Regions from separate parts of the Homo sapiens genome. Here all the other regions are linked to region 2. Evidence: chromatin loops called from intact Hi-C (ENCODE). Cell type or tissue: PC-3. All regions are shown on one strand. Links, peaks and the distances in the headings refer to the core of each region. The heading gives the core; the rest is flanking DNA.

Evidence for each region. A loop is a pair of places that touch in the nucleus more often than their neighbours do. Peaks named below come from ENCODE experiments on the same cell type or tissue, not always from the same donor. Only the 100,000 strongest peaks of a DNase experiment are listed, where the experiment ranks them.
Region 1: it touches region 2 in a loop (6-fold over the local background); 2 of 110 quality-filtered maps call a loop at or near these places.
Region 3: it touches region 2 in a loop (4-fold over the local background); 2 of 110 quality-filtered maps call a loop at or near these places.
Region 4: it touches region 2 in a loop (9-fold over the local background); 3 of 110 quality-filtered maps call a loop at or near these places.

Annotation. Positions count from the first base shown.
Region 1 is chr5:16,787,604-16,793,344 of GRCh38, forward strand. The region is part of intron 4 of MYO10 (myosin X); the gene reads right to left. Among named protein-coding and RNA genes, the nearest start is that of MYO10, 150 kb to the right of the region's middle. In PC-3, for the core only: a CTCF peak has its summit at 3,624 (motif pointing right); a DNase peak (open chromatin) is centred at 3,628.
Region 2 is chr5:17,056,213-17,062,111 of GRCh38, forward strand. No RefSeq gene overlaps it. Among named protein-coding and RNA genes, the nearest start is that of MIR10522, 97 kb to the right of the region's middle. In PC-3, for the core only: no CTCF peak of the experiment used is centred there; DNase peaks (open chromatin) are centred at 1,339 and 2,439; H3K27ac peaks cover 2,665 bases.
Region 3 is chr5:17,125,450-17,131,348 of GRCh38, forward strand. BASP1-AS1 (BASP1 antisense RNA 1) reads right to left here. Exons shown (of 3, transcript NR_027253.1): 3 at 4,579-5,899. Among named protein-coding and RNA genes, the nearest start is that of MIR10522, 28 kb to the right of the region's middle. In PC-3, for the core only: no CTCF peak of the experiment used is centred there; DNase peaks (open chromatin) are centred at 502, 2,622 and 5,062; H3K4me3 peaks cover 483 bases; H3K27ac peaks cover 3,601 bases.
Region 4 is chr5:16,997,814-17,003,712 of GRCh38, forward strand. No RefSeq gene overlaps it. Among named protein-coding and RNA genes, the nearest start is that of MYO10, 64 kb to the left of the region's middle. In PC-3, for the core only: no CTCF peak of the experiment used is centred there; a DNase peak (open chromatin) is centred at 2,638; H3K4me3 peaks cover 353 bases; H3K27ac peaks cover 1,724 bases.

The sequences.
Region 1 (5,741 bases), core at 742-5,741, 270 kb before region 2:
TGCTTTAAAAAAAAAAAAAAAAAAAAAAAAACTTTCTAACTATAATAATGAAAATGTGAAAACAAACCCAAAGCACTGATGGGGGGCCACAGGCTGTATTAAAAATTGTGAGAATTTTTTGTAAGCACAATGGAAAGTCACAAGACAGTTCCTAAGCAGGAGAGTGTCATGATCAGATTTAAGCTTCTAAAGGATCGTTCTTTTGTGTGTGTGTGTGTGAGTTTCGCTCTGTCTCCCAGGCTGGAGTGCAGTGGCGCAATCTTGGCTCACTGCAACCACCACCTCCCCAGGTTCAAGCGATTCTCCTGCCTCCCGAGTAGCTGGGATTACAGGCGCCTGCCACCACGCCCAGCTAATTTTTGTAATTTTTAGTAGAGACGGAGTTTCACCATGTTGGCCAGGCTGGTCTCGAACTTCTGACCTCAGGTGATCTACCCGCCTCGGCCTCCCAAAGTGCTGGCATTACAGGCATGAGCCACCAGGCCCCAAAGAATCATTCTGACTGTTGCGTGGAGAATGGACAGAAAGGAGGCAAGAGAAGAATCAGGGAGACCAAAAAGGTGATGCGGGAAGGGCCGCGGGGGCAGCAGAGATGAAGTGAGAGGCCCAAGAAAGACTGGAGGGAAAGGGACAGGATTGCTGAGGGGCCTGGCCAGGGGGTGGGCAGCAAGTGACAGGGAGGCATCAGGGATGACTCCTGGGGCCCCTGAGTGTTTGCTGGCGTGATGATTCAGGAATTGGTACCACCAGGTTTGTGCATTTGTCAAAACTCATCAAACTGGATGCTTATGACTGGCATACTTTACCGTGTGTAAGTTTACCTTAATTTGGTGGCGGCGGGGAAGAATCACTTCCAGATCTCAGGCTTGGGACAGGGTAGGATGGAGAGGCTACTGGCTGAGAATAGGAGGCACAAGAGGAGGGACAAGTTTCTGGGAGAAGATGATACTGACTTTAGAACATGCCACCCCTGAGACATCTCAGTGATGACACCTAAGGGGCACTGGGACTTAAGTCTGGGACTCAAATGAGAAGTTGAGGGTGTATAAACTTGGAGAGTCCTGCAGACTCAGAGAAGAAAACGCAGGTGGGTGAGAAGACAGCAGATGAAAAATGACTGAGAAGCTGAGGAGTGGCCGTGGAGAGCCAGGAAGAAATATAGGATGGGGCGCCATGGTGGGGGGCGTGGGGGCAGCTTGCTGAGACGAAGGAGTAGTTGAATGAGGCTGTGGAACCAAACGAGCATCTTTTGTATTTTTTTCCAAGATGGAACATACTAAAAGATTTTGAATAACGTCAACAATCCAGTTGAGAGAGAGGTCAAAGAATCCAGGGCAAGGAGGCTCAGAGATGCAGCAATGTCCTCGGGTGAGCAGAGAGGAGGGATCCATGACACACCTGAAGGAAAAGGAATCTGATACGAGCAGGGCCTTTGGTGCACAGGACACGCTAGCCTCCCAGCAGCACACATCAAGGCTGGCAGTTTTCTAGATCCAGCCCATGTGTCAGCAAACAATGGTCCTCAACTCTGACCTGCTGCCTGTTTTTATAAATAAAGTTTTATTGGAACACAGTGCAGGCTGTGCGTTGCATACTGAGTGCTTTCACACTACAAGGGCAGAGTTGATTAGTTGCAACAGAGGTGCTTTCGCCCACAAAGCCTAAAATATACACTCTTTGGCTCTTTACACAAAACTTTTTGCTGCCATCTATAACACTACTTAGAAATCAATTCCCTTGATCCACATGATTTTCTCAAAATATAAATCGGATCATTCCTTCAATTGTTAGATGAACTTGGGAAACTTCTCTACTGCCTAAAAGATTAACTCCAAAGGTCTTAGCAAGCCAAACAAAGCCCTTTTGTTTGGAAGCTGTACCAGAAAGTAGGATTCTGTTCTGGAAATACAGACTTCACTCATGCCTGTAATCTTAGCACTTTGGGAGGCTGAGGCAGGCAGATCATTTGAGGTCAGGAGTTGGAGACCAGCCTGACCAACATGGTGAAACCTCATATCGTAAAAATACGATAAAAAAAAGTTAGCCAGCCATGATGGTGCACGCCTGTAACCCCAGCTACCTGGGAGGCTGAAGCAGGAGAATTGCTTGAACTTGGGAGGAGGAGCCGAGATTGTGCCACCGCACTCCAGCATGGGCAACAGAGCAAGACTCTATCTCAAAAAACAAACAAAAAACAGAAATACAGACTTCACAGGCAGAGAGACTGAAGTTCAAATCCTATGTTTGTTGCCAATAGCTAAAGTTTCTTCAGCAAGCCAACCAAACAGTTCTGGGCCTCGGCTTCCCTACAGAAAATGCCTCTTGGGCCCCTCTGAGGAATACACAAGAATAAGTCTTCTCGATGAATTTCAGTTCCTTTTTCTTTGTGTTTCCCACTCCACCTCTTTCATCTGCTATATTACAAGAGCACGCCCCCATGCCTTATTCTGCTTGGTGCCTTTCTAATCGAGGATGCAAGTTTTGTTCCGCATTCCAACACTATCACCTCTAAATGTATTTCTAGAAATAGAAAAAGACCAAACACTCAATTACCAGTCCAGGACATGGTTAAGTAGAAATCACTCAAGTTTTGAAAAACCAAAACACACAAAGCAAGCAAAGATCCTGAACCAACAGTCATTCTGTATATTCATCCTTTGATTGGCAGCTGTTGAATGCTGGTCCTCTCCCAGACACTGTGCTGGGTACCAGGCTGCAAAGATGAATTAGCCACAGGCCTTGTCTGTATTATACACCTTAAGAAGTCATATGTACTGCAAAGACCACATGATATGGTTTGGCTGTGTCCCCACCCAGATCTCATCTTGAATTGTACTCCCATGGTTCCCGCCATGTTGTGGGAGGGACCTGGTGGGAGACGACTGAATCATGAGGGTGGTTTCCCCATGCTGTTCTCGCAGTAGTGAGTGGGTTTCATGAGATCTAATGGTTTTATCAGGGGTTTCTGCCTTTGCATCTTCTTCACTGTCTCTTTGCCTGCTTCCATCCATGTAAGACGTGACTTGCTTCTCCTTGCCTTCCACCATGATTGTGAGGCTTCCCCAGCCACGTGGACCTGTAACTCCAATTAAACCTCTTTCTTTTGTAAATTGCCCAGTCTCGAGCATATCTTTATCAACAGTGTGAAAACGGACTAATACACCATAATAAACTAAACCCTGTCTGGCCTATACGGTGTATGAAAAACTAGAGTCAATGTCAAATGTACTAGAGATCAACCAAAGTCAAACACTGACCTTATGAGATGGAAAATTCAAGTAAGTTTTAAATTTATATATATATATATATACACACACACACACACATATATTCAAAACTGTAATAGCATGAGCATTCATTTAAATGTACACAAAAATGGCAAAATTAAAACTAGACCTTAAGAGAGGCAACAACCTTGAAAATGAAATCAAAGGAAGAGGCTTGGACTAGAAGCCCAGGGACCTGGCATTGCCACCAAGTAGCAGAGGAGCCTATCCAATCGATGTTCACTTATAAAGCGAGAGAAAAATTGATCTATGAAGTCCTATATAATTCAAACAGGCTTATTTTCTCAAGCATGAGAATGTTTTTAAAGTAGTAAAACACATTTTAGCCAGCAGGGGGCAGATCATGCCCAAGGAAATCTAAACAGGGCTCCTACGTCCAGCAACTCCTATTTCTATATTCCATTTTCTCTTAATTCCCACAGCTTCAACCCCCACTTTAAAAAACTGCTGAAGAGAGCTATTAAAACTAAAACACATTTTAATGAGAAATCTATTCTTAAAGTCTCTGTTTCCTGAATTAATTTAGATAAATACAGTTACTCTGTTCACATCAGCATTGCATAATTGGAGCTTTCTGTTTGGGATCCACCCCCCTCTCCCCCTTATTTTTAAATACCATGAAAATGCCAACCTCCTTCCGTTTTAATACATACATACACACACACACACACATACACATATGCACAATGATCTCATTTGATGTTTCGCTTTCTTCTTTAGCGGCTCTGTCTAGCAAATGATATATTAGTCATGCTCTCATTTTTTCCACTGAATGTAATAAATACAAGCAATTATCAATGGCAATTATTTAAGGATCTAAGTGTGGACACCAACTTGATCTGTTAAAATAGATTGTTTTCTTCCCTTCTGTTAATCTTCTTAAATTATATTCTGTATGCTGAAATAATGATCTTTAAATTCTAACTCCAGAACTTTTATGAAGTCATTTAGAAGAGCCCACAAATAGTGGTTCTAGTCACAGATTAAATTGTTTTATTGGGTATGTGAATCTTAAAAGCTGTTTCTATATTAAGCAGCCGCTTCATTTCGATTAACTGCAAGCCGTTATGATCCCTATCTGTTTAACTGAATACACTGACAGTCCCTCTATCCAAGTTGTTTCTATGGCCCAACACATTATTAGTCCTGTTAGACTTTAGGTAACGAGAAGACAGTACCTCTGCCCATATGCTCCCCTCCTGTTAGACACACACATACATACACACACACACACACACACACAGAGAGAGAGAGAGAGAGAGAGAGAGAGAGAGGGAGAGACAGAGACAGACAGAGACAGAGACAGAATTCAGCTGTTCATATACATGTAATCCCCATTTGTTTAAAAAAAAAAGGAACTACAAAAAAGATAACGGGTAAAAACTGCCAGTGAGAAGAACACAACCCCTGCAAATGGCTTTCCGTGTGTGGCACCTGCAGATATCATCATAGAGCACCCAAATCAAAGGGCTGTCAGGGGTTTCAATGTGCCGATGCCTGGCAAGCTCTTGGCACAGAGTCCAACACGCAGAATCCTTCAGAAACCATGAGCCATTATTTCTTATCCATCCTCAATCAGCTCTCACATGGGATAATGCTAACATTCTCCATCCATTTCCCTGCCCCAGGGTTTCAGAGGGGCCTCCTCTGGCACCTCTGTCCTCCCCCAACCCCAGTCCCTCCCCACAGGAGCGGGGGGCGGGGGGCTGCTCTAAGTGCTCTGGGGTGAAAGGAGAAAGGCAGCACCTGCCTGCTTTTCTCCACCATCTGGGAATCAGTTTCCCACAGTCATCATGGCCACCAGTTACCTGGCTATACCCATGACCAGGTGGGTCTGTCTGTGTGATTCGGGGCTGCAGTGCTCACAGGCCCACTTGGCTGGGAGTCTTAGGCTGACATATGGCTCTCCATATGTCTCCTGTGGTCTTACTTCCACTGAATCGGAAATCCGGAGAGAGGGGTCTTTTTAGTGTCCCCCCCTCCCCCGACATCACCCGCCAAATCCAAACCACCCTTTCCTCTCCCTTTCCCATTCCTCCTGAAATAACATAATAACTATTCTGAGGAAATAATATAATTATTCTGAGGACGAGAGCCAAGTTGCCACAAGTTGGGACTAGAAAGCCATCTGAAGCAGATGTCGGAATCTTCGTTCACACTGGCAGCTTTACAAGACTGTGGCTCCTCAGTAACAACTATACCCCGTGAGTGAACTCCTGCGAGGAGAAATGAATGAAGAAATGCTTGGCGCCTCCACGGAAACCTCACTAGAAGAGACTGACATGCATCCCGTCTGCTCTGAGTATCACCCAGGGGTGTGAGGATCATCACTAGAGCACAGGTCCAATAGAAATAATTAACAAACTCCAACAGGATGTCAATAGCATACATGTGATGAGGTCAATTTGAATGTTAATAATAAAAATTAAGAAATTTTATTTATTTATTTATTGA
Region 2 (5,899 bases), core at 404-5,403:
AAGGGATTAATTCCAAGACAGTGTTCCCTGAGTGCCTTCCAACCACACCCACTACTACTCAGTGCCTTCTGGACACCCCAAATGTTGTCTTATTCATGCCAACTTTTATATTTTTGAAATATGCTTCTGCAATACAATTTATAAAGAGGGGAGAACACAGACTTTAGGGAAGGCGCTCTCTCTCCAGTCAGTTTCCTCAAGGCTCATAAATTCCCGGCACCTGGCTTCATTCTCAGACAATGAATCCACGATTTTCTGGCTTCAGTACAAAGCAGGGAGGACCTAGCTCCTGGCTGTTTGTGAATCTCTTCGATTTTCCGGCTTCAATACAAAGCAGGGAGGACCTAGCTCCTGGCTGTTTGTGAATCTCTTCGTCTCCTATAAAACAACAGTTCTGGCCTGATGCAGTGGCTCACGCCTGTAGTCCCAGCACTTTGGGAGGCCGAAGCAGGGGGATCACGAGGTCAGGATTTCAAGACCAGCCTGACCCAACATGGTGAAACCCCATCTCTACTAAACATGGTAAAACCCCATCTCCACAAAAAAATGAGCTGAGTGTGGTGGTGCATGCCTGTAATACCAGCTACTCAGGAGGCTGAGGCAGGAGAATCATTTGAACCTGGGAGGCAGAGGTTGCAGTGGGCCGAGATCGTGCTATTGCACTCCAGCCTGGGCGACGAGCAAGGCTCCATCTCAACAACAACAAAAAAAAAAACAAAAAAAAAAAAACAGTTCTGGCTGAGTGCAGTGGCTCATGCCTGTAATCCCAGCACTCTGGGAGGCTGAGGTGGGTGGATCTCTTGAGGTCGGGAATTCAAGATCAGCCTGGCCAAGATGGTGAAACCCCATCTCTACTAAAAATATAAAAATTAGTGGGGCATGGTGGCTCATGCCTGTAATCCCAGCTACTTGAGAAGTTGAGGCAGGAATATCATTTGAATCCAGTGAGCTGAGATCGTGCCACTGCACTCCAGCCTGGGCAACAGAGTGAGACTCTGTCTCAAAAAAAAAAAAAAAAGAACAGTTCTTCCTGCATAACAGCACTAAGTATTGCCTCCTCTCCTCTCAGTTTTGCATTTTTTTTCAGGTAGAAGAGATTATCTGCAATATGGAATTTGCACATTCGTATTGTCTTCTCCTGGGAAGTTGCCTAGACACATGCCCCAATTTGGAAGTCCTTTTGTAATTTAGCTATGCCGTTTTCCTGGGGTTGAAGTTCAGGGGAGAAGCACAGCCTGAGATTTACTCTCCTCTCTTCACCTTTGCTTCTCCCTCTCAAAGTAGAGTCTCATTCAAAGCAAAGTGTCCTTGGCAACCAGTTTAGCAAGTTTTTCTTTTTTTTTTCTTTTGGGATTCTTGGCTGCCAGTGTGGGGCTGTTCGAGATGAGCCTCATCCAGCAGTTTTAATCTTGTGGCTCTAGGTGGGACTTTTACTGGATAAGCTGAGACTCAGTAACAGGCAGAGTTGTCTGGAGGTTGGCAAAACCTACTGGATGACCCTCAAGCTCTTTAACACGTCTACTATGTGTCTGCCTTTGTTACAGTAGCTTTTCTCTGGGGCAGTATGGGACAAACGGGCTGCCTGCCAAGGTAAAATGTGACTAAATTCATTTCTTTATAAACAAGACCTTGGTGAAAATGAAAATTTGTACTCCTCTCCACTCTGGAGCTTAGCTGGAGGTTCCTACTAAATTAAACTGAAGTAAACCCAAATCAATGCTGACTAATAGAATCCAAACTATTAGGCTCTGGAAGGAGGCTCTGGAAGCCCAATGGCAGAGAATTAAGAATAGAAATCTCCCTTCTGGCTCCTAGGCCTGTGGTCTGAATTATTTCCTGTACTTCTGCCCTCTTGTCTACTTGCATCAGTGATTAAGAACATTTGGGGCCAGCGCAGTGGCTCACGCCTGTAATCCCAGCACTTTGGGAGGCTGAGGCCAGTGGATCACTTGAGGTTGGAAGTTTGAGACCAGCCTGGCCAACATGGTAAAACCCCATCTGTACTAAAAACACAAAAATTAGGCCCGGCAAGGTGGCTCACACCTGTAATCCCAGCACTTTGGGAGTCCAAGGTGGACGGATCACCTGAGGTCAGGAGTTCAAGACCAGCCTGGCCAACATGGCAAAATCCCGGTCTCTACTGAAAATACATAGATTAGATGGATGTGGTGGTGCATGCCTGTAATCCCAGCTACTCAGGAGGCTGAGACAGGAGAATTGCTTGAACCCAGGAAGCGGAGGTTGCAGTGAGCTGAGATTGTGCCATTGCACTCTGTCTCAAAAAATAAATAAAATCCTTTCTCTAACATCAGAGTTTTAGCCTTTGCACATGGCTATCTTCTTAGGCACAGTTTGTAGAAGAAAGTATTACGTTTATTTAATTACTCATTCATTCAACAAATATTTATTAAACATGTGTGCTAAGCAATCTTCTAGGTGCTAAGGAGACGGGTGAGTTGTGAGCACAACAAAGATCTCTGTCTTTGAAGAACTTACATTCTAGTGCAAGGAGACAGATGGAAAATGACATAGATAGCTTGGACAACATGGTGAAACCCCATCTCTACAAAAAAATACAAAAACTCGCCGGGCGTGGTGGTGCATTCCTGTTGTCCCAGCTACTCGGGAGGCTGACATGGTAGGATCACTTGAGCCCAGGACGGGAGGTGGAAGTTGCAGTGAGCTGAGATTGTGCCACTGCACTCCAGCCTGGGCAACAAGCAAGACTCTGTCTCAAAAAAAAAAAAAAAAAAAAAAAAAAGAGAGAGATAGACCAGGGAAATCTATGGCATCTTAGAAGTGATAACTGAGCTGGGGGAAGGGTGGGGTACTATGTAAAAAGACCTACCTAGTGGAATGAAGACCTGAAAAGAAGAGAGGGAATGAGCCACGAAGGCAAAGGAGAGAAGGCAGGAGAGACCCTGGCATATTCAATGTATCTGGAGAAAGTGAGAAAGGATCATGAGGTGAAGACAGGAGGGTAAGGATGGGGCGGTCCTGTGTAGACCATGGAAAGATCATGTAAAGATCATGCACAGATCATAGATCATACATAGATCATGAACAGATCACACAGAGCTCACAGACAGGTCATGGATCATGCACAGATCGTAGATTATGCATAGAACATGAGATGGGAAGCTGTTGGACAGTTTTTCAATTTTAAAAATTCAGTTAATTAATTAAATTTAAGAGGCAGGGTCTCAACTGGGTGTGGTGGCTCACGCCTGCAATTCCAGCACTTTGGGAGGCCAAGGCAGGCGGATCACCTGAGGTCAGGAGATCAAGACCAGCCTTGTCAACATGGTGAAATGCCATCTCTACTAAAAATACAAAAGTTAGCCGGGCGTGGTGGCAGGTGCCTGTAATCCCAGCTACTTGGGAGGCTGAGGCAGGAGAATCGTTTGAGCCCAGAAGGCAGAGATTGCAGTGAGCCAAGATCATGCCACTGCACTCCTGCCTGGGTGGCAGAGCAAGACTCTGTCTCACAAAAACAGACAAACAAACAAACAAAAAAAACAGTGTGATCTGATTCATGTTTTAACAAAATCACACTGATTTCAAGGTTGGAAATTGGCCTGTTGGTAAACAAGGGTGGGAGCAGGGAAGCCAGTAAGGGCTCTAGCGAGTTATTCGGGCAAGAGATGGGGGTGGCCTGGACCAGGTTGGTGGCATGGAGGAGGTGGATGGTGGTCAGATTCTGTATATTTTTTTTGTAGTAGAATTGAAAAGATTTATCCACAGATTACATGGGTGTAGAAGAGTCAAAGATGATTCCAAAGTTTTTATTTGTGCAACTGATAAGAATGGACTGGCTATGTACTGAGATTGATGAGAAATGTGAGAGTACCTGGTTGGCTGGAGGGAGGGTATGGTTGTCAACAACTTGGCTTTGTACATTAAATTTGAGACGATTATTAGACATCCCACTAGAAATATCAAAAAATATATATTGGATAAAAGAGTTGAAATTCAGGGGAGGTTGGGCATGGTGGCTCACACCTGTAATCCCAACACTTTGAGAGGCCAAGGCAGGAGGACCTCTTGAGGCCAGGAGTTCAAGAACAGCCTGGGCCACGTAGTGAGACCCCCTAACTCTACAAAAAATTAAATAAATTAGCCGGGCATGGTGGTGCATACCTGTAGTCCTAGCGCCTCAGCAAGTTGAGGCAGGAGGATTGCCTGAACCTAGGAATTTTAAGCTGCAGTGAGCCATGATCATGCCACTGCACTCCAGCCTGGGCAACAGAAGAGACCCTGTCTCTAGAAAAAAGGAAAAAAAAGAGAGTTCAGGGTAGATGTCTGAGCTGGAGGGGCTCTACATTTGGTAATTATAAGCATTGTTGACGGCATGTAAAGCTAGACCACTGGATGAGCTCACTAAGGAAGGGAGTGTATCCTTGGAGTTAGAAGGTTTGGGTCCAGGTTGCAGCTTGAACACTCAGGGGTCTGTCACCCCCTGCATGGTGGCTCCGCTTCTTCAGCTGTAAACTTGCGATTATAATATTTGCATCATGATGGTACCCTTAGGATAGACCTAAAGTGGTGCCGGATGCTCAATAAACATTGGCTGCATATTGTCAATGAATAAATAGAATTCCTGTGTCTAAACAGCGAAGAACATTTATTTTACTTGCCAAGTGTCTCTTTATTTTACTTGCCAATTGTCTCTTCATTTTGACATTCACTCATTCACTATCAGGGAGTCTCACTATCAGTGAGGAGAAAGGTGGGATGGGAGGGCAGGAATTCTAGTGTATCCGGACAAATAAGCCACTATTAACTGAGCATTTATGAGGTGCCTGGGGCTGTCATCTCTTTTCATACATTGTCTCATTTTATTCTCATAGCAACCTTAGGAGATAGCTACTTCAAGGTTCCAGTTTTACAGATGAGACTAGGTAGTGTACCCAAGAACATGGCAGCTAAAGAATCTGAAGTCGGATTAGGACCCAGGTCCAGCTGATTCCAAAACTCAATTATTATTTACCCTTCCTGCCATGCTGTCAGCCGAGGAGGGCTCTCCTAAGTCTCTCCACTGACACTGGGTGAGGCTCCCCGTCACCTCCCATCTTCTCTTTCTTAGCCTAAGGTTGCACAGCTGCCAAGTAAGTGGTGGGATCAAATTTCTTTCTTTCTTTCTTTTTGAGGCAGAGTTTGGCTCTTGTTGCCCAGGCTGGAGTGCAATGGAGCAATCTCGGCTCACGGCAACCTCTGCCTCCTGGGTTCAAGTGATTCTCCTGCCTCAGCCTCCCAAGTAGCTGGGATTACAGGCATGCGCCACCATGCCCAATTTTGTATTTTTAGTAGAGATGGGGTTTCTCCATGTTGGCGAGGCTGGTCTTGAACTCCTGACCTCAGGTGATCTGCCTGCCTTGGTCTCCCAAAGTGGTGGGATTACAGGTGTGAGCCACCGCACCGGCCTAAATGCTACACAATTTAAGAGCTTGTTTGGATTAATGCAGGACCCACAGCTCATTACTGAACAATCACTGAGTATACGTGTTCCAAATGCACAGGGGGTTATTCCTAAGAAAGCAATCAGCCTAGTGGACCGCAGAATGCCATTATAAGGTCGGTTTGCTCTGAGAAGGGGACTGCCCAACTCTCCCTATAAAATACCAAGTGAAGCCCCCCAGATGAAGCAGTTAATATGCTTCATATGCAAGCCATGGTGGACTAGCTTTATATTCTCCCAGCAAATAGGCCTATTACCCAGGCCATGGTAAATTCGGGGCCTAAGGGGACCCCTTTTACATGGGTGCCCCTCCCACAGAATCATGGGACTGTTTAAGCAGCCTTGACAAATCTGCTCTCCCTCATAGTGAGAGGTGACAGCCTGCTGGCAGCCCTCCCAGCCCTTGCTCTCTGCGTGCCTCCTTGGCCTTGGTGCCCATTC
Region 3 (5,899 bases), core at 427-5,426, 69 kb after region 2:
GATTTTTTTTTTTGAGACAGAGTCTCGCTCTGTCACCCAGGCTGGAGTGCAGTGGCATGATCTCAGCTCACTGCAACCTCTGCCTCCCGGGTTCAAGCGATTCTCCTGTCTCAGCCTCCTGAGTAGCTGGGATTACAGGTGCCCACGACCACACCTGGCTAATTTTTATGTTTTCAGTAGAGACGGGTTTCACCATGTTGGCCAGGATGGTCTTGATCTCTTGACCTCATGATTCACCTGTCTCGGCCTCCCGAAGTGCTGGGATTACAGGTGTGAGCCACTGCACCCGGCGATTTTTTTTTTTATGCACATGACACTGGAGAAATCAGAGAGAATTTTCCAGAAGTAGGGACTTCTTGCCAGAGATCAATAACCCCTAAAAGGTAAATTCTTTGAGGATACATCCATGCCTTATTTATTTTTGTATTACTGCAATATTGGACCATGCCTGATACATAGCAAGTCTTGAATAAATAACAGGATGAGTAATGAAATGTGGCGCTAAGACTCAAACTCTGGTTTGTCCAGTGAACAGAGCAATATTAATCTGGCATCTCACAACAGGTAGTAGGTTAATCGTTTGTTCCCCCGGAAGACACAAACTTGGTGCATCTTATTTGTAACCAGCACGTAGACAGCCCCAGGCACAGAATTGGACAATAATAAACTGTCTGTTGGATAAATGTATCAATGAATGAATAAATGCATAGGATGTAAAACTTTCACCTCATTAAGTGAATATTAATGAATTGAAAAAGCAATGTGTGCACCTATGTTGTTAGACCCTACAAAATAACCTAACCAGATTCTTTTTCTTTTTTTTTTGTTTTGAGACTGAGTCTCACTGTGTCACCCAGGCTGGAGTGCAGTGGCACGATCTTGGCTCATTGCAATCTCCACCTCCTGGGTTCAAGCGATTCTCCTGCGTCAGCCTGCTGAGTAGCTGGGATTACATGCCGGGCTAATTTTTGTATTTTTTAGTAGAGACAGGGTTTCACCATGTTGGCCAGGCTGGTCTCAAACTCCTCACCTTGTGATCCGTCTGCCTCGGCCTCCCAAAGTGCTGAGATTACAGGCGTGAGCCACTGTGCCCGGTCCCAGATTTCGTTTTTAAAAAATCTATGAACTTCCTGGGGTGAAGAAGCAAATACCAACATCTCATCTGACTTTCATTCTGCCACTGAATGGACCTCACAACCCTGACTCCACAGTCAACAGGAAGATAATTTGCCACCCACCTCCTGGAACCATAGCTGTTCCTCTAGAAATGAAGATGGATTCACAGATACGATTACACGTAGGTGAAGTTCTGGAACAGGTAAAACTAATTGATGGTGACAGAAATCGCAACAGTGGTTTCCTTCTTGGTAGAACTCATTGGAAAGGGGCACGAGGGAACTTTCTGGGGTGTTGAAACGTTGTTTAACTTAATTTGGGTGGTGGTTTACATATGTGTATACAATTGTCAAACCCCCTTGAATCACAAAGATCTCTACATTTCATAATATTTAAATTATACTTCAATTAAATTAGTGGACAGTGCTGAGATGAGCACGATAAAGCCCATTTCTTTCCAAACACACTTGTTCCCTGTTACATATTAATTTATGCCTGACCCAATGCCCAGTGAGCTCCCCTTCACAATGGCACCGATGTAGAGGGATGACAAATTCTCAGGTTGGTTTAGATTACAACAGTGGGCAGAATAAATGTTATTTCTCCAAAAAAAGTGATGGGCTTGGACCTTGCCTCAAGTTATGGACCTCAATCTTTCACAGACCTCAATCTCTCAGAAATCCAAGGCCCAGATGAATCACGGCATTTTTCCTAAGGCCACACAGTCAACCAGTAGTACAGCTGGGTCTAAAACTTAGACCAGCTCCCTTTCCCCTTCCCTACATTTAGTCTTTCTCCTCTCCTCTCCTCTCCTTTCTCTCTTTCTCTTTCTCTCTCTCTTTCTTTCTTTCTTCTCCCTCCCTCCCTCTCTTCCTTCCTTCTCTCTCTTTGTCTGTCTCTCTCTCTCTTTTAGATGAAGTCTTACTCTGTTGCCCAGGCTGGAGTGCAGTGGCACAATCTTGGTTCACTGCAACCTCTGTCTCCCGAGGTCAAGTGATTCTCTTGCCTCAACCTCCCAAGTAGCTGGGATTACAGGTGTGCACTGCCACGCCTGGCTAATTTTTGTATTTTTAGTAGAGACGGGGGTCTCAACATGCTGGCCAGGCTGGTCTCGAACTCTTGACCTCAAGTGATCTGCCTGCCTCGGCCTCCCAAAGTGCTGGGATTATAGGCGTGAGCCACTGTGCCAGGCCAAGTCCAGTTTTCTTTCCATCGTAGTATGTGGAGTAGAAAAGAGACTTCCCTCAGACCAACCTTTGTTCCCAACCTTGATCTATCAGGTATTACCTGTATGAACTCAAAATAATGTACGTACTGCCCCATGCCTCAGTCTCCACATCTATAAAATGGAGATACTGTGTTTACCTGTGGTTGAGACTAAATGAAATAAAGTCTGTCAATACCAGGTGCTTACTGACTGGCGGCCCCTTCTCCTTCTGGCCCTATTCATTGCTAATTCTCCTGCCCGGCCTCTTCCTTTGAATGCTTTTCATGACTAATTCTCCATATTTCCTCCCTATACTCAGCCCCTTGGTATGTTTATTCGCAAGGTTATAATACGATGAATCAGCTCTTTAAATAAATATTTTTCTTCGTGAGAATTAATAACCCTAAGTGTTTAAGGCGAGTTTTTAAAAATTCCCTAAGTCTCTTTTTCCCCATCCCCAGCAAACTCTTGATCCAATAAGAAAACAAACCTCATAAATAGGATAAACTGCAGCATATTGCAAAGAAACCGGATACTTTTTTTTTTTAAAGAAAATACGTGAAAAGGTAAAAAGACTTCAACTTCTCGTAGACTTTCTGTCATCTTTGGCAAATTATATTACTTTCCTGTGCCTATTTAAGAACCTCTCAAAATAAAAATGGCTGTTTCTCTTGCAAAGTTGTGAAACGAAGTAGAAATAATTAGTACTTTATCTAAATACATTTTAGGACATTTGAGGTCCTAGCATCAGACTCTCATCTGGTTCCTCAGATCACCCTGAGGACATTTCAATACTGAGGGTCTGAAATTTGAAGGGGACAAATGAGTGCTTTGCTGCTTGGACCAGTGACACATTCATTTTGTTGCCTTGTCCCATCAGAAACCCCTTCTCTTCTGCTGTGCACCACTATGTTTTTGCCTCTCTCCTGGTCAGTTCCAACGCTGGCAACAGCTCCTGAGAGAGTTGACCAGGCAACTATTAAGTACAAGTGGGCCGGGTGCAGTGGCTCATGCCTGTAATCCCAGCACTCTGGGAGGCTGAGGCAGGAGGATCACTTGAGCCCAGGAGTTTGAGACCAGCCTGGGAAACATAGCAAGACCCTGCTCTACAAAAAAATTTAAAAATTAGTTGGGCATCCTGGTGCACGCCTTTAGTCTCAGCTTCTCAGGAGGCTGAGGTGGGAGGATCACTTGAGCCCAGGAGTTGGAGGCTGCAGTGAGTTGAGATTGCACCACTGCCCTCCAGCCTGGGTGACAGAGAGAGACCCTGTCTCCAACAACAACAACAACAACAACAACAACAACAACAACAACAAAGTGATTGATATAGCCACTGCCTTCTCTTCTCACCATGCAAAGCCTAGACATTGCCAAGAAGTGCGTGGTCATGACGCAAGTCCAGCAAGCACTATGTCTGGCAGAGAAAGCCACCCAAGAGTCACCCCTCCTGTGACCCCTGAGAATCCTCAGTGTTGGCTGCTGTCATGGCTCTGACCCACAATGATCTGATTTGCTGAGTAAAGATGGGGCTTAGAGAACGTGCAGCATTCCGGCAGCAGGCACATCGATGGCTGCTGGTTTTTATTTCGTGATAGAGCCTACTGGCTCTTAGAAGGCCAACACTGCACACAGGAAGACACAAAACAAACACACTCATCAAATCCTTGCTAGTCAGGCTGAGCTGAAAAACAAACTTCGAATTTTCTCCCTTAAACGGGACTGAACTTGACTGGGGCACTTGAACGTTTCCTTGGAAATGTCAAACAGCAAAACTCCGTTCTTTCTGGGTACATCTTTTAAACTCTGTCCCTCCGGGGAAGACCTTGGAGATTTATGCTACTCATACACTTAGGCTTAAAAAAAAAAAATCACATCCTGTAGATTCTAGCTGAGGTTCTCAGTTTAGTCTTTAGCACAGTTTTTTCTTTAATCACATGGGAAGAGAATTTGGCTTAAGGGCTCCGTTTTTCCAGGAAGACACAATAATTATTGGGCTGTGCGTAGCACAAACTGAGTCTCGGGTTGAAGCTGGTATTGAGATGAGCTTTAGAAATTCTATATCCAACATAATTTTATATATTTGCTTTAGTTCGCATAGCAAGGAAATGGTATTTGGTAAGGAGTTCAGTTCACAGAGCCACGTGATGGCTGACTAGGGGGTCAAAGCTGGAGCTCCAGTTTTCCAGTTTGGTGTCTTTTGCACAGAGCACAGATTTTGTATTTTAAGCAATTGTGCCTTTTATTTTTATTTTTTTAGAGGCAGGGTCTCACTCTGTCACTCAGGCTGGACTACAGTGGTTTGATCATAGTTCACTGCAGCCTCCAGCTCCTGGGCTCAAGGGCTCTTCCTGCCTCAGCCTCCAAGAGTAGCTGGGATTACTGGCACTTGCCACCATGCTCGGCTAATTTTTTAAATTTTTTTGTAGAGATGGGGTCTGACTACGTTGCCCAGGCTGGTCTCAAACTCCTGGCCTCAAGTGATCTTCCCACCTGGGCCTCCTGTAAGTGCTAGTGTGTCCGGAGTTTGTTCCTTCCGGTGGGTTCTTGGTCTCCCTGACTTCAAGAATGAAGCCACGGACCCTCACGGTGAGTGTTACAGTTCTTAAAGATGGTGTGTCCAGAGTTTGTTCCTTCAGATGTTTAGATGTGTCTGGAGTTTCTTCCTTCCGGTGGGTTTGTGGTTTTGCTGACTACAGGAGTGAAGCCACAGACCTTCGCAGTGAGTGTTATAGCTCTTAAAGGTGGTGTGCCCGGAGTTGTTTGTTCCTCCCTGTGGGTTCGTGGTCTTGCTAACTTAAGGAATGAAGCCACAGACCCTCGTGGTGAGTGTTACAGCTCATAAAGGTAGTGCGGACCCAAAGAGTGAGCAGCAGCAAGATTTATCATGAAGAGTGAAGGAACAAAGCTTCCACAATGTGGAAAGGGACTCAAGCAGGTTGCCCCTGTTGGCTTGGGTGCCAGCTTTTTTTCCCTTATTTGGCCCTGCCTACATCCTGCTGATTGGTCCATTTTACAAAGCACTGATCAGTCCGTTTTACGGAGTGCTGATTGGTGCATTTACAAACCTTCAGCTAGACACAGAGCATTGATTGGTGCGTTTTTACAGAGTGCTGATTGGTGCGTTTACAAACCTTTAGCTAGACACAGAGCTGATTGGTGCATTTATAATCCTCTAGCTAGATAGAAAATTTCTCCAAGACCCCACCCCACTCGACCCAGGAAGTCCAACTGGCTTCACCTCTCACTAGGATTAGAGGTGTGAGCCACCATGCCTGGCCAGCAATTGTGCCTTTTAATCTGCTTTGCTTCCCTAATGCAGATCTTGGTCATGTTTCCTAGATGCCCATTTGACTGCCTTAACTCATGGCCAATAAAGTGGGGTCAGTGTTGAAAGCAAACCAGCAACTCCAATTGTTGCTGGCAGCAACTCCCTGCCCAGCTCTATCCTCCATCTGACTTTGCCTTTCTCCATCTCAGACTCTGGAGGCAGGAAGGCAGGGTAAGGCCAGAGATAGAAAAAGCATAGTTGCTGCTAGGGTAAATGTGGGGCAAGCACGGTTCATCGTAGTTCCCTTA
Region 4 (5,899 bases), core at 530-5,529, 58 kb before region 2:
TCCAGCCTCGGCCACAGAGCAAGACTCCGTCTTAAAAAAAAAAAAAAAAACAAACTTGATAAATGAGTCAAAGCTTTTTGTGGGAAATCAGTCAACTGTCTCAAACTTAGAAAATTCTTAATTATCCATGGTTAACAGTGTTCATGAAGAAAGATGTCACTGAAATACATATAATTTAAAGCCTTTGGAAAACCAATGGTACAACTTATTTCTCCAGCACACTTTAAATTTATTTATTTAGTTTTTTTTTTTTTTTTTTTTTTTTTTTTTGAGGCAGACTCTTGCTCTGTTGCCCAGGCTGGAGTGCAATGGTGCAATCATAGTTCATTTCAGCCTGAAACTCCTGGGCTCAAACTATCCTCCCACCTCAGCCTCTGCAGTAGCTGGGACTACAGGCACATGCCACCATGCCTGACTAATTTTTTACTTTTTTTTTTTTGTAGAGATGGGGTCTTGCTATATTGCCCAGGCTCATCTCAAACTTGTGGCCTCTAGTGATCCTCCCACCTCAGCCTCCCAAAATGTTGGGATTACAGGTGTGAACCACCTCGCCCAGCCCTTAAACTTGTTTTTAATCAGAGACCCTTTCTTTTTCCTGCCCAATATTTGATTATATTAAGAACCACATAAAATGTGCCTAAAAGCAGTGTGCAGACAAGTGGATTAAAACAGAGCATCAAAAGTAAGGATCAGTCGGGCGAGGTGGCTCATGCCTGTAATCCTAGCACTTTGGGAGGCCGAGGCAGACGGATCATGAGGTGAAGAGATTGAGACCACCCTAGCCAACATGGTGAAACCCCGTCTCTGCTAAAAATACAAAAATTAGCTGGGCGTGGTGGCACGCACCTGTGATCTCAGCTACTCAGGAGGCTTAGGCAGGAGAATCCCTTGAAGCTGGGAGGTGGAGGTTGCAGTGAGCCGAGATCACACTACTGCACTCCAGCCTAGGCTACAGAGTGAGACTCGGTCTCAAAAACAAAAAAAGGCCGGGTGAGGTGGCTCGTGCCTGTAATCCCAGCACTTTTGGAGGCTGAGGCAGGTGGATCACCTGAGGTCATGAGTTCAAGACAAGGCTGGCCAACATGGCAAAACCCTGTCTCTATCGAAAATACAAAAATTAGCCAAGAGTGGTGGAGAGCACTTGTAATCCCAGGCTGAAGCAGGATAATTGCTTGAACCCAGGAGGTGGAGGTTGCAGTGAGCCAATATCACGCCACTGCACTCTAGCCTTACTTGTAAAAGGAAGGATCATTTATAAATTTAATAACTGAAAGTTGAAAAATGGATTTAAGGAGAAAAAGGTATAGGTTTCTTTGTTTTAGCAACCCACTGCCCTTATCATGATTAATACATTTATTTATTTATTTGAGACGGAGTCACACTCTGTTACCCAGGCTGGAGTGCAGTGGTGCAATCTCGGCTCACTGCAAGCTCCACCTCTCGGGTTCACGCCATTCTCCTGCCTCAGCCTCCCGAGTAGCTGGGACTACAGGCGCCCGCCACTACGCCCGGCTAATGTTTTGTATTTTTAGTAGAGACACGGTTTCACCGTGGTCTCGATCTCCTGACCTCGTGATCCACCGGCCTCGGCCTCCCAAAGTGCTGGGATTACAGGCATGAGCCACCGCACCCGGCCAATTACATTTATTAAAACCATCGAAATAGCAAAGAACAAATTAGGAGAGACAGAAGGTATAATGGTGGTTGCTAGGCCTAGGTTGGGGGATAGGAATTTGAATTTAAGAGATACACAGTTTAAATTTGGGAAGATGAAGCAAGTTCTGGAGATAAATGGTGGTGATGGTTGCATAGCAGTGTGAATGTACTTAATGCTGCTGAGTTGTATAATTAAAAATGGCTAAAACTGTATATTTTATATATGCATGTTGTACCACAATAAGGTAGGGAAAAAAAAAAAAAAAGGCCGGGCACGATGGCTCACGCCTGTAATCCCAGCACTTCGGGAGACTGAGGTGGGCGGATCACCTGAGGTCAGGAGTTTGAGACCAGGCTGGCCAACATGGCAAAACCCCATCTCTACTACAAATACAGAAAAAGTAGCTGGGCATGGTGGCGGGAGCCTGTAATCTCAGCTACTTGGGAGGCTGAGGCAAGAGAATTGCTTGAACCCTGGAGCTGGGTGACAGAGCAGGACTCCGTCTCAGAAAAAAAAAAAAAAATTAGCTGGGTCTGGTGGTGCATGCCTGTAATCCCAGCTGCTTGGGAGGCTGAGGCAGGAGAATCGCTTGAACCCAGGAGGTGGAGGTTGCAGTGAGCCAAGATCGTGCCAGTGCATTCCAGCCTGGGCGACAGAGTGAGACTCCGTCTGCAAAGAAAAAAAAGAAAAATTAACAAAAAAAAAAAAAAAAAAAAAAAGAGAAAAAAAAGAATAATGCTAGAATTGGCCAGAAGAAGCTCCCAATTGAATTCACTAGAAAGTTTGTCGTTTGAGTCTTAGTAGAAAATAAGTAACAGTCTTCTTGAAAGAAATGTCAGGTCTATCTCCGCAGAAAGAAATGAGAGGAAAAAAAAATCGTAACAGCTTAGCATTTATAGGGTATACAACAGGGAGTAAAACACATATGAAAAATATCATGATAGAAGGCCTTTATTTAAAAGTGTGGTTGAAGGCTGCTGACTCACTGGATAACTGAAGTATTTGTGGCTTGAGTAATGGCTAAGCCAAGAATCCTGGAGTCAGTGAGACTCTTTCTTCCTTGGAAAAAGAAAAAAAGGAAAGATCAAGTAAATTCTATCCCATTCTGTCTTAGATATTTTGTTCAACAATGATTTTGACCAATCCCAAATTCCTCAAATGAGGGAGGAATGTTCCGTGTTTTTGTAACCTTGATTAACTGTGATATTATTCCAAGAAAGAAGCAGTATCCAGATGGGGCAGGAGGCACAAGGAAAGAGCTAAATTGGGAATTCATTTTTTGTTCCCAGTCAGATGATGGGTGTCTTATGTATGGGGTCAATGCCACATCTGATCTCATCCCGAGAAAATACTCTTTAACTAGCTGGGCAAAATGTCTGTACTGAAGTGGGAAGTAATTTGATTGACTAAACATCTGAAAGCTGTGGCTCACACCTGTAATCCCAGCACCTTCAGAGGCCGAGGCAGGTGGATCATCTGAGGTCAGGTGTTCAAGACCAGCCTGGCCAACATGGCGAAACTCCATCTCTACTAAAAATACAAAAATTAGCCAGGTGTGGTGGTAGGTTCCTGTAGTCCCAGCTACTTGGAAGGCTGAGGCACGAGAATCACTTGAACCCAGGAATTGGAGGTTGCAGTGAGCCAAGATTGTGCCACTGCACTCTAGCTTGGGCTTCAGGGAGAGACTCTGTCTCAAAACAAAAAATAACAACAACAAAAAACAAACAAACAGAAAACCCCCAAAACATCTGAAGACAATCTTACAGTCTTCTGCTATGGTATTTTATCTTACATTATTCTGATACTGATTATTTATCTTCCTAAGGTTGCCTTTATTTCATAGTGTTTTTTGGCATGAATAAAGTGATCACTTATGAATCAAGTGCTTGGAACTGCAATGGCCCAGAGACGCAGCTTTCTGCAAAGTCCACACCTACTAGGTTAGCAAGGCTCTAGTTATCTTAGGGAGGTTGTTGAGCATGGTCAAGTGAAGATGTTCTGGAAGCAGCTTTCCTGGGTATGAATCCCAGGTCTGCCCCTTATGAGAGACCTTGGACACTGACCCACATCTCTGTGTTTCAGTTTCTCTTCTCTAACATGAGAATGATCAGACTAGGCCTTACGTCAAAGGACTGTAATGAAAATATTATTTAAAACATAAGTACTCGGAACAGTGCCCAGTGTATAGGAAGTGGGCTATAAAAGTTGGCTATTATGACTATTAATCATCGATTCTTTGGAGGAAGACATGGCTAAAACAGTGAGACTGAAAGCTGTTTGGTAATTCTATAGCTTGGGAATCAGAAACCATTCATCATTTGCATTGGGGAGTTTGAAACTCCTGGCTACTATAAGCATGTAGAGCTGAAAATAAAATATTGGTGTTAATGAATTGTTCATGCATTCATTCATTTATTGATTCACCATGTGTCAGGAATTGGAGAAACCAAATCAATTATGGCATGATCACCGACCTAATGATGCTCGGTCTAGTGGTAGAAACACTCACATGAACAGATTATTATGCAACATGGAGGTGCAAAGATGGAGATATACACAAGGTAGTACTGAAATATGATGGAGGGGAACTTTAGCTCAGGGTGGGGAAGAGGAAAGAGTCATAATTCTTTGAGGAAGTAATCCCAGAACATACCTCCTTTGTCAAATAAGAAATTAATTCTTAAAAATCTGTAAATGTTTCAGTCTGTGTCTTCAAAATATAAGGATTTTCTCTTTCAACATAATCAAAATACCATTATTATTTCTAAAACAAATGACAATTGTTGCTTAACTATGATAAAAATATCCGGGGGTTTTCAATCTCCTCATCTATGTAATTTTTCTTTTAGTTGGTTTGTTTGAATCAAGAAGTATATAAGGTCACCTTGTGATGAGTAGTTGTCTCTTAACCTATGTAGTTTTCCTTTTTTTTTGGGTGACAGGATCAGGGTTTCACTCTGTTGCCCAGGCTGGAGTGCAGTGGCATGATCATAGCTCACTGCAGCCTTGAACTCCTGGGCTCAAGTAATCCTTCTGTTTTAGTCTCCCAAGTAGCGGGGACTATAGGCACACACCACAACATGAGGCTAAATTTTTAAATTTTTTTGTAGAGACAGGGTCTCGTTATGTTTCCCAGGCTGGTCTTGAACTCCTGGGCTCAAGCCATCCTCTTGTCTTGTCCTCCTTATAAGCATGAGCCAATGTGCCTGGCACTTTTTCTTTTTCTTAATTCCTTGTAACTCATTTGCCGAGGAAACTGGATTATTTATCTTGCAGAGTTTTTCATAAATGAGTTTTGCTGATGGCATCTCCTTGGTGTTCTATAACATTTTTCTCTCTTATATTTCCTATAAATATCTATTTAGGTCTAGACGCTTGTTCAGATTCAAGCTGTTTTTGAGGGAGTGGGGTAGGGCAAGACTACTCTGTAGACAGTGCGGGGCATTGCCAGCAGGAGACGTGCAATATCTGGTTGTCTCTACTTTTGAGATGCTCTCAACCCTTCATGCTCAATGGGCAGGTCCCTCCATTTATTGGGGTTATAAAGTGGTCCTATTCAAATTCTATCATTTCTTTAGCTGGGATCTATAAGAAGAAACTTCTCTCACTTATTCTTTGCTTATTCAGTGGTGTTCCTAGTACTTCCAGGAAGGGCATGACAGTTCCTGATTGAAAATTCTTTTTTTTTTTTTTTTTTTTGAGACGAAGTCTCGCTCTGTTGCCCAAGCTGGCGTGCAGTGGCATGATGCTCACTACAACCTCCACCTCCCAGGTTCAAGCAATTCCCCTGCAGCCTCCCGAGTAGCTGGGACTACAGGCACGCGCCACGATGCCTGGCTAATTTTTGCATTTTCAGTAGAGATGGAGTTTCACTATGTTCTTGATTGAAAATTCTATTCACAGTGCCCATGTGGCATCCCAGGGCTCTAAACCTTTAAAGTCAAAATTCTATCCAGTGTATAATTTTTCTAAGGCAGTAAGGTGAATGGAAGCATTTTTATAAAAACTTGTCATGGGAAGAATTTTTTTTTTTTTTTGCTGTAATATAGCTTTAAAAACACTCTAGCATACCCCCAAGCTTTTAGTAAAAGTAGTTGTTTTATTTTAACAGCAATTAGAAAAGATAATCCTGCTAAACTGAAATCCTAGACTACATCTGATATCATTTTAGTTTTCAGTGACCTACTTAGTGCATGGCACGATTTACAGTTGAGGTTTATTGCTTTAGCAAAATAATGCTTT